Regions from separate parts of the Homo sapiens genome. Here region 1 is linked to region 2. The links are chromatin loops, found by intact Hi-C in ENCODE. Cell type or tissue: PC-3. All regions are shown on one strand. Each heading gives the region's core, and the rest is flanking DNA. Links, peaks and the distances in the headings are about the cores only. Region 1 overlaps LINC01429 (long intergenic non-protein coding RNA 1429). Region 2 has its middle 48 kb from the start of LINC01429.

Evidence for each region. A loop is a pair of places that touch in the nucleus more often than their neighbours do. Peaks named below come from ENCODE experiments on the same cell type or tissue, not always from the same donor. Only the 100,000 strongest peaks of a DNase experiment are listed, where the experiment ranks them.
Region 1: a loop joins it to region 2, with 6 times the contacts of the local background. A loop is called at or near these places in 3 of 110 quality-filtered maps.

The regions. Positions count from the first base shown.
Region 1 is chr20:51,857,321-51,862,698 of GRCh38, reverse strand. All of the region lies in intron 1 of LINC01429 (long intergenic non-protein coding RNA 1429), which reads left to right. Among named protein-coding and RNA genes, the nearest start is that of LINC01429, 2.9 kb to the left of the region's middle. RefSeq lists an enhancer at 1-297. In PC-3, for the core only: no CTCF peak of the experiment used is centred there; a DNase peak (open chromatin) is centred at 2,188; H3K27me3 peaks cover 301 bases.
Region 2 is chr20:51,908,083-51,913,460 of GRCh38, reverse strand. No RefSeq gene overlaps it. Among named protein-coding and RNA genes, the nearest start is that of LINC01429, 48 kb to the right of the region's middle. In PC-3, for the core only: no CTCF peak of the experiment used is centred there; DNase peaks (open chromatin) are centred at 2,510 and 3,050; H3K4me3 peaks cover 1,820 bases; H3K27ac peaks cover 2,062 bases.

The sequences.
Region 1 (5,378 bases), core at 182-5,181, 51 kb after region 2:
TTGCTCTTGTTGCCCAGGCTGGAGTGCAATGGCGTGATCTCAGCTCACCACAACCTCTGCCTCCCGAGTTCAATCGATTCTCCTACCTCAGCCTCCAGCTAATTTTGTATTTTTAGTAGAGACGGGGTTTCTCCATGTTGGTCAGGGGTCAGGCTGGTCTCAAACTCCCGACCTCAGGTGATCCGCCCACCTCAGCCTCCCAAAGTGCTGGGATTACAGGCATGAGCCACCGCCCCTGGCCAGGCCAAGATTTTTTAAATGGCAGCTCCCTGGAGGCTGAGGAAAAAGGGAGAGGGGAGCCACAGCTCATACTTAAAATGGTTCTCGCAATCGTACTGTAGCCGAAGGGAATTCTGAGTCACTTTCTCTGGTCTGTTCCTGCAGCCCCCAGCCCTGCTGCACCAGCCTCAGAAGGGAAGGCTGGAATTCCTTTCTGGGAGGGCTTTCCTTTGCAAACCCTGTGAATCTGAGGAGCCCTGTTTTCTCTGTAAATAGAGCAAGTGTCCCCACTGTGACCTAGCAACATCCTCCCAATGCACATGGTGTCTGACGCAAAATGGAGGAGAAGGAGTTGGCAGAAAGAAGGGAAGAAAAGGTGGGAAGAAGCCTAGAGAAGAATATTTAGGTTTGAAGAGTGTGATTTACTGTTACCTTGAACCCAAATTATTTTGTTTGTTTGTTTGTTTGTTTGGGGCATTTGCCAAATGTGTAGTCTCACCGTGTAACTGACTGTGTGGATGAAGCCATGTTCATCCACTGAGCTCTGAGCCATCAGGAGCCCTGGGAGGTGAGTGCGTCTCACATATCATCTTAAATCACCAGGGCTAGACCAGAAACTAAACACTTCCCCAGGTTTTCTCTCACTATTTCCTTCAGGATCAGATGCTGCCTACAGCCAGAGACCTAATGCTGTCTTTCCAGCTAAACTGGGATCTCCATGAAGTCGGGATATATCTTATTTGTTTTTATAATCTCAACAATCTGGCATAGAGTACCAGGCAAAGAAGGAATGAATGAGTGAGTGTGTAGATAAATGGACAGATGGAGGGATAGATGGAGGGATGGATGGAAGGATGGGTGGGTGGGTGGGTGGATGCATAGATGGATGGATGGATGGATGGATAAATGTTGGAAGGAAGGAAAGAAAAGAAGGAAGAATGGACAGATAGGTGAATAAATGATAGAAGGAAGGAAGAAAGGAAGGGTGAAGGAATGGATGGATAGGTGGGTGGATGGATGGATAGATAGAGGGATGGTGAATACGTGGATGGACAGATGAATGCATGGATGATAGACAATAATAGTGAATAGTTTTGAGCTCTTATTATGTTCCAGGCAATTTACACAGATAATTTCATTTAATTTTCCTCCATGACTTTCAACATATGCAAAATAAACTTCAGGAAGGTGAAATCACGTACCTGAAATGGCACGAAAGTCGATTAGACTCCTGAGTGAGTGTTCTAAACTATTATACCCTAATGCTGAATAAATGAATGAATACATGAAGAAATGACTTATCTGTATATAAATTTTGCTCCAAGGATATACAAAAGCTAGGCCAGGCATGGCATGGTGGCTCATGCCTGTAATCCCAGCACTTTGGGAGGCCAAGGCAGGTGGATCACATGAAGTCAGGAGTTCGAGACCAGCCTGACCAACATGATGAAACCCTGTTTCTACTAAAAATACAAAATTAGCAGGGCGTGGTGGTGCATTCCTGTAATCCCAGCTACTTGGGAGGCTAAGACAGGAGAATCACTTGAACTCGGGAGGTGGAGGTTGCAGTGAGCCAAGATCATGCCATTGTACTCCAGCCTGGGCAACAGAGCAAGACTGTCTCCAAAAAAAAAAAAAAAAAAAGTTAATTCTGCTCACTTCTCTCTAAAGTGACAGGCCAAGGTTTAAGAAAATCTGTATATTTGGATTTTCTGCCAGTTATAAGTGAATATTATGTGGTGAAGTGGCACATTCACAGGGGAAGGACACTTCCAGAAGGCTAATTCTGAGAAGATTCTGGGCTTTTCCCACTCACCCAACCTGATAATTAATAGGAGCCAGGAAGAAGCCCCTGAATTTCTAAGTGCCGATTCCCGCTGTACCAGCACTCCAAACATCTGAAGGAAAAACAGTTTGTTAATTGCTGTCTAGACAGTTTATTGCGGCAATAAGATCAAAACCAAGAATCCTGAGGTTTGTGGTATGAATCATGCAGACTAAACAATTGTTTTATTGCATTTACAGAGAACTTGATTTATAACTGCACTGGGTAATAAAATTCCTTCATGGTTTATCCGAAATAATTTTGCTTCTTTTACACCACTCTGTGATAATCCCACCTCTCTGGGCTGTTAAAATGTGTTCTCTGTGACATCCAAACAGTTTCTTATCAGGTATCTTGCTGTCATCAAGTAACACATGAGGGCCAGGGTTCAATCCATCCTGGCAGAGCCCTGGTGGAGGGTGGTGGCCTGGCTGGGGTGGCCTTTGTAACCCTGCTGTCATGGCTGCATCTGCTCAAACCAACAGGCGAGTAAGAGTAGGCAGCTCCTGGGCTGGGCAGCCTGTCTGCTTTGTTGGCAAAGGCCTGGTGTGATGGCTTCCTCTTTACGCCACTGACTGGATTTTGGATGAATTGGACAAAGCTGGCCAGTTCTTTGGTGCCTCTGAGACCCCAGGACCAACATCTTTCTTGTGTGCAAACATACCTGTACACTGACAGCCTGTGGAATAGAGAAGGAAGGAACAAGCCCACATGCATACACGCATCACTTCCCTCCATCCCTGCAGCTGTCCAGGGAAATGGGGCTGCCCAACACAAAACATCGGGAAAAGCTCAGGAAGTCTAAGCTCAGGCTTGCTTAAGGCCAAATGTCAGGAAGTCTCAGTTCTTCAGGCTCCAAGTCCAGTGCTCTTTGGCACCAGAAGTGACTTAAAAGATCAGCATCAGATAAATTGCAGTATCTCTCCTAAACGAGATCTGCCTGTTTTGCTCTTCCCTTTTCACCCCTGCACTGGCTGCAGCAAACTCCATGATGAAGGGCAGCAAACTCCCAACCCCTGGAATCAAACGTGAAATTTAAAAATTGACATGAAGCTGGGCGCGGTGGCTCACGCCTGTAATCCCAGCACTTTGGGAGGCCGAGGCGGGCAGATCACCTAAGGTCGGGAGTTCGAGACCAGCCTGACCAACATGGAGAAACCCTGTCTCTACTAAAAATACAAAATTAGCTGGGCGTGGTGGCGCACGCCTGTAATCCCAGCTACTCGGGAGGCTGAGGCAGGAAAATCGCTTGAACCCGGGAGGCGGAGGTTGTGGTGAGCCGAGATTGCACCACTGCACTCCAGCCTGGGCAACAAGTGTGAAACTCTGTCTCAAAAAAAAGAAAAAAGAAAAAAAATTGACATGAAATTCACATAACATAAAATTAACCATTTTAAAGTGACCAATTCAGGAGCAGTTGGTATATTCACAGTATTGCGTTATCACCACCTCTGTCCAGCACCGAAACATTTTCATCACCCCAAGTGGAAACCGTGTAGCCAGTAGGCAGTCGCTCCCCAGTTCTACCCTAGCCCCCAGGACCTGGCAACCGCCAATCGGCATCTCGCCATGGCCTTACCTATTCTGGTTAAAGTGAACAGATTCAGATTCCTATTTCTTATCAACAAAATCAAATGTGGCTTTTTGTGTCTGGCTTCTTTTACTTACTGTAATGTTTTCAAGGCTCATCCACATTGTAGCACGTATCAGTATCTCATTCCATTTTATGGCTGAATAATTGTCTGTGGTACAACAGAACTTATACAGTACTTCATCTCATTTCTGCACTCACCAGTTGATGGACATTTGGGATATTTACACCTTTTGGCTATTGTGTATAGTGCTACTCTGAACACGTATGTACGTGTATTTGAATGCCTGTTTTCTTATTTTTTGTTTTTTTGTTTTGTTTTGTTTTGTTTTGTTTTGTTTTTTTGAGATGGAGTCTTGCTGTATCACCCAGGCTGGAGTGCAGTAGCATGATCTCGATCTCGGCTCACTATAACCACTGCCTCCTGGGTTCAAGTGATTCTCCTGCCTCAGCCTCCTGAGTAGCTGGGACTAGAGGTGCGTACCACCAAGCCAGGCTAATTTTTGTATTTTTAGTACAGACGGGGTTTCACCGTGTTCGCCAGGATGATCTCAATCTTCTGACCTCGTGATCCACCTGCCTTGACCTCCCAAAGTGCTGGGATTATAGGCATGAGCCACCGCGCCTGGCCTGTTTGTTTGTTTTTGAGATGGAGTCTCACTGTCGCACAGGCAAGAGTGCAGTGGAGCAATCTTGGCTCACTGCAACCTCCGCCTCCCGGGTTCAATCTATTCTCCTGCCTCAGCCTCCTGAGTAGCTGGGATTACAGGCGTGTGCCATCATGCCTGGCTAATTTTTGTAGTTTTAGTAGAGATGGGGTTTTGCCATGTTGGCCAGACTGGTCTCGAACTCCTGACCTCAGGTAATCCAACCACCTTGGCCTCCCAAAGTGCTGGGATTACAGGCATGAGCCACCATACCCAACCTGGGTTTTTGTGTTCTGTTTGGTTTTGTTGATAATAACCATCCTAGTGGATGTGAAATGATGCCTTGTGATTTTGAAGTGCATTCTCTAGTGACTAATGATGCTGAGCATCTTGTCATGTGCTTTCTGGCCTTTTGTACATCTTCTTTGGAAGAAAATATCTATTCAAGTCCTTTGCCCATATTTTGACTGAGTTGTTTGTCTTGTTGTTGCTTTGCAAGAATGCCTTACAAATTTTAGATCCCAGGCTGGGAGTGGTGGCTCACACCTGTAATCCCAGCACTTTGGGAGGCCGAAGTGGTTGGATCACCTGAGATCAGGAGTTCAAGACCAGCCTGGCCAACATAGTGAAACACCATCTCTACTAAAAACACAAAAATTAGCCAGGCGTGGTGGCTACAAAAAAAATTTAGATCCCAGACCCTTATCAGATTTATGATTGATTTGCGAATATTTTCTCCCATTCTGTGAGTTGTCTTTTTCCTTCCTTGATAATGTCCTTTGATGTACAAAAGTTTTTAAATTTAATGAAGTCCCGGCCGGGTGTGGTGGCTCACTTCTGTAATCCCAGCACTTTGGGAGGCCAAGGTGGGACAATCACTTGAGGTCAGGAGTTTGAGACCACCCTGGCCAACATGGTGAAACCGGGTGTGGTGGTGCACAGCTGTATTCTCAGCTACTTGGGAGGCTGAGGCAGGAGAATTGCTTGAACCTGGGGAACAGAGGTTGTAGTGAGCCGAGACAGCAGTAAGACTCTGCCTCAAAAAAAAAAAAGAAAAGAAATTAATGAAGTCCAATTTATTTCCTTTTGTTCCTTG
Region 2 (5,378 bases), core at 216-5,215:
TGGATTTAAAAAAAAGTAGAGAGAGGAACCAGTGCTGATGGGTAAGGATTGTCATTTTATATCCGGAGGTCAGTGAAGGTCACAGAGAAGGTGATTTTTTTTTTTTTTTTTTTTAGACTTGAGTCTCACTCTATCGCCCAGGCTGGAGTGCAATGGCGTGATCTCGGCTCACTGCAATCTCTGCCTCCTGTGTTCAAGCGATTCTCCCACCTCAGCCTCCCGAATAGCTGGGATTACAGGTGCGTGCCACCACGCCCAGTTATTTTTTGTATTGTTAGTAGAGACAGGGTTTCACCATGTTGTCCAGGCTGGTCTTGAACTCCTGACCTCAAGTGATCTGCCCACCTTGGCCTCCCAAAGTGCTGAGATTACAGGCATGAGCCACCTCACCCCAATGAAGGTGATTTGAAGGAAGGACAGAGCAAGGGAGGAGAGGGGCATGGAATATGGGGGAATTGCCCCAGACCGAGGGCACAGCCAGTGCCAAGGTCCAAAGGCAGAGCCTCCTGGGGGACTCGTGGAGCAGTAAGGAGGCTGGTGTGGCTGGAGGAGCCAGCCAGGGGGGAGAAAGTAGGGTAGCTGTGGTCAGGAGTCAAGGGAGGCAGAGATTGTGGGGATTCGGGCGTCAGCTGAGACTGCACGTGAGCTATGTAGTCCAGCCTGCACTTCCGTGGCATCACTCAGCCTGCTGTGTGAAGAACAGGGCATGGGGCAGGAGGCAGCTGGGGAGTTAGCACCACGTCCCGATTTGGACCACGATGGGAGCAGTGGGGATGGAGAGAAGGGTCTGATTCCGAATCCGTTTTAACGATGAAGATGGATGGCTGGGTTGGATGGGAAAGCAGAGAAATCGAAAAGTCAAAGAAATCTCCTGTTTTTTTGTTTATTTGTTTGTCCGTTGTTTTGCCAGTGGTGGGATAGAGTTGCCAGGAGCCAAGCAGGTGAATCCTGTAAGAATGCAGATTTGAGGTTGACCAGGAGTTTGGTGGGGGTTTTTTGTTTGTTTGTTTTGAAATGGAGTCTCTTCTGTCACCCAGACTGGAGTGCAGTGGTGCAATCTCAGCTCACTGCCACCTCCGCCTCCTGGGTTCAAGCAATTCTTCTGCCTCAGCTGCTGAGTAGCTGGGACTCCAGGCACGCGCCACCACAGCCAGCTTGCTTATTTATTTATTTGTTTATTTATTTATTTATTTAGACAGAGTTTTGCTCTGTCGCCCAGGCTGGAGTTCAATGGCACGATCTCAGTTCACTGCAACCTCTGCCTCCGGGGTTCAAGCGATTCTGCTGCCTCAGCCTCCTGAGTAGCTGGGATTACAGGTGCCTGCCACTATGCCCGGCTAATTTGTGTATTCTTAGTAGAGACGGGGTTTCACCATGTTAGTCAGGCTGGTCTTGAACTCCTGACTGCATGTGATCCGCCCGCCTCGGCCTCCCAAGCGCTGGGATTATAGGCATGAGACACTGCACCTGGCCTTATTATTTATTTTCTAATACATTGTTAGGAAAGACAGTCAGACTTTAAGAAAATGGATCAACTCAGGAGAAAACGAAGGGAAGAGCTGAGAGACTAAGCCTGGGGTAAGAGGCTAGTGAGATGGCAGGAGAAGGGCAAGGAGCTGAGACTGGACCTCCCGTCCTTCTTTTCTCTTGCTCCCAACCTCACTCTTCCTGCTTTCCTTGGTCTCCCCAGCATCACCTGCCACCCCGTTCATTTCCATGGCCAAACCACCCCTGGGGAAAAAACACAGGAACACAAGCTCTGCCTCACAGCCATAATACAATAAAAAGCTAAAACAACCACAGCTCCCATTTATTGAGAATTCTCCTGGAAGTACAATATACACACACCCACACATCTATATATAAATACACACACACACATATCTATATATAAACACACACACACAATTACATGTGCAATATATACATATGCAACATGTGTACACGCGTATGTATACACACATGTATACCCTTAAAACAACCCTATGAGGTGGGGACTATTATTAGCCCCATTTTAGAAATGAGGACATCAGGTACAGAAATGTTAAGGAACTTGCCCAAGGCCAAGGTGGAGGAGGCCTGGGTTTAGACCCAGACAATCATATTCTAGATTCTACCTGCTTAACCATGATGCGATATGTTGGAAGGGTTTTAGATGGGTGAGGAACATCCTTAGAAAGCATTCTAAACAAGTGCCCATTTGATTTAGGGTATTTATGCATCTGGGACTATCTCAAGCCATAAGTTCTTCTGATTTCATAGTTTTTCAAATACCAAAAAACACTGTACCAACAAAAATGTTGGTATTGTAGTTTTCAAAGAATAGTGCCTTATTAAAAGGGATATTAAAATCTCAAAAAGTAGCTTTGCAGTGAGTAATGGCTAATGACAAATAAATTTTAAAAGGAAATGAGGGTGGCTGTTTGAGTAAATACAGTCCTAGACAAGGGGTGTGTCGAGAGCAGGATTGGAATTCCACAGAAGTCTTTTCAGCGTGGCTGTACAAGAAAAGGAGTCCTTAGCCTGCTATTTTATGTTTGATCATGTCCTCTTGTTAATAAACTTGCTGTGCTCCTATTTGGCAAGCTCCTGGCTATGCTGTAAAAAGGCATTGTCCCCAGAACGTATTTAAATTTCAAATGCATGCCCAATAAAACCGAGCCCAGCGCTGGTTAAATTCTCTGCATAACTCAAGGGGTTATTTCATTTCACTCCTGCTCTTAGGAGTTCTGCAATTGGGTTTTGTCCACCAGCCCCTGCCCCCAAGCCTGTCTTTCTTTCTCTCTGCAATCTGCTAGCGGCAATTAGCCTCAAAGATATACCTTTGTGCTCTGGTTTGGTTTAAAAAGGCATTAATCTTGGTTATAGGGAGAACACTCTATGCTAATGTGTGTTTTATTTTCAGCAAGTCTTATTGATCTGCACTTTCAATTCTTCCTTATTAATGTCCAGCAGCCCAACTTTTAAAGGGTCAAATTTCAAAGAGACTACATCCTCTCCTTGGGAAGTACTCCCCCCTCATATTTCTGGAAATGCAAGTAGAGTATCTGGCCCCTAATCTATATGCATGGATTGAGTCATAGAAGGCTAGAGGGTGCTGGTTCCGGCCCTGGAAGCTAAGGATATCCAAAGGAGAATTTCTAAAAGTCGTCACTGAACTTTTATAGAACGCTAAGAAAAAAAAGAAAACAGAAAATCACCTCTGAATTTGCAAATCTCTCTCTTTTGTTTTGGGACTATCTAAATGTAACTTTTCAATAGTTGCCTACCCCAAATGGTTTTCTCCTGCTATTTGTGGAAATTCCAAAGTTAGCCATTAGTCATTGGTGGCTATTGTTAATGACAGTAATATAAACTGAAGAGGAAAAAGATGATTCCAACCTCTAAACTTAAATTTTTAAAATACATTTCTTGTTTTGGAGTAATTTTAATTTCACCAAAAAGTTACAAAGACATTGTATTAAGAGTTCACACATACTCTCTACTCAATTTCCCCAGATTTTGACATCTTACATACCACGGTAACTGAGAAATGAACATTAGTAAAATACCGTTAACTGACCTCTAGACTTTATTTGGATTTTACTGATTTTTCCACTAATGTCTTGTTCCTGTTCTAGGATCTAAGATGCCACATTGCATTTTTAGTGGTTTCCTTTTTTCAAATCTTATTTTGGTTTTATTTCCGTTGACCTCCCCAGGATACCCCTCCCTCCTTCCCTCCTTTTTTTGGCCATTCAATAAAAAATCACAGAAACGTCGGCCGGGCACAGTGGCTCATGCCTGTAATCCCAGCACTTTGGGAAGCCAAGGCAGGTGGATTGCTTGAGGCCAGGAGTTCGAGACAAGCCTGGCCAACATGGCAAAACCCCGTCTCTACTAAAAATACAAAAATTAACTGGGTGTGGTGGTGCATGCCTGTAATCCCAGCTACTCGGGAGGTTGAGGCACAAGAATCACTTGAACCTGGGAGGCAGAGGTTGCAGTGAGCCGAGAATTGCACTACTGCACTCCAACCTGGGCAACAGAGTGAAACTCTGTCTCCAAAAAAAAAAAAAAGTCTCTTAAATAAAACCTTATTGTAAATTAATACGTATGTATTCTATAAGATGTTGGACAAGGTAAGTAAACAATAAAAATCACTCAATGATGGCTCACGCCTGTAATCCCAGCACTTTGGGATGCTGAGTCGGGTGGATGGCCCGAGGTCAGGAGTTCGAGACCAGCCTGGCCAACATAGTGAAACCCCATGACTACTAAAAATACAAAAAATTAGCTGGGCATGGTGGCACATTCCTGTAATCCCAGCTACTTGGGAGGCTGAGGCAGGAGAATCACTTGAACCCGGGAGGCAGAGATTGTAGTGAGCCCAGACTGCGCCATTGCACTGGAGCCTGGGCAACAAGAACAAAATTCTGTCTCAAAAAAAAAAAAAAAAAAAAAATCAGTCAGAATCTTATCCAAAAATGACAAGTATTATCTTTCTTTTCTTTTTTCTTTTTCTTTTTTTTTTTTTGAGACGGAGTCTCGCTCTGTCGCCCAGGCTGGAGTGCAGTGGCGCGATCTCGGCTCACTGCAAGCTCCACCTCCCGGGTTCATGCATTCTGCTGCCTCAGCCTCCCGAGTAGCTGGGACCACAGGCGCCCGCCACCACGCCTGGCTAATTTTTTTGTATTTTTTTAGTAGAGACAGGGTTTCACCATGTTAGCCAGGATGGTCTGGATCTCCTGACCTCATGATCTGCCTGCCTTGGCCTCCCAAAGTGCTGGGATTACAGGCATGAGCCACTGCGCCCAGCCACCAGTATTATCTTTCTATCCAATTTCCTATGTATAAAAGTAGCTATCCATCCTTCCAATTTCCTATGCATAAGAAAGACATGTGCATGTCTTTTACAAAAATGGCATCTTTTTTTTTTTTTTGAGTCTGAGTTTCACTCTTGTTGCCCAGTCTGGAGTGCAATGGCACGATTTCCCAATCTGAAGTACAACGGCTGCAACCTCCGCCTCCCGGGTTCAAGCAATTCTCCTGCCTCAGCCTCCTGTGTAGCTGGGATTACAGACATGCACCACCACACCCAGCTAATTTTTGTATTTTTAGTAGAGACAAAATTTCTCCATGTTGATCAGGCTGGTCTCGAACTCCTGACCTCAGGCGATCCACCTGCCTCAGCCTCCCAAAGTGCTGGGATTACAGGTGTAAGCCACTGTACCCGGGCATGGCATCATTTTTAATATATGTTTGGAAATTGGGTTTTTATCATATTAAAATATATATAACATAAATTTTAGCATTTCAACCATTTTAAAGTGTACAGTTTACTGGCATTAAATACATTCACAGTGTTATGCGTTGGTAACTGATTTTTAAAATTATTT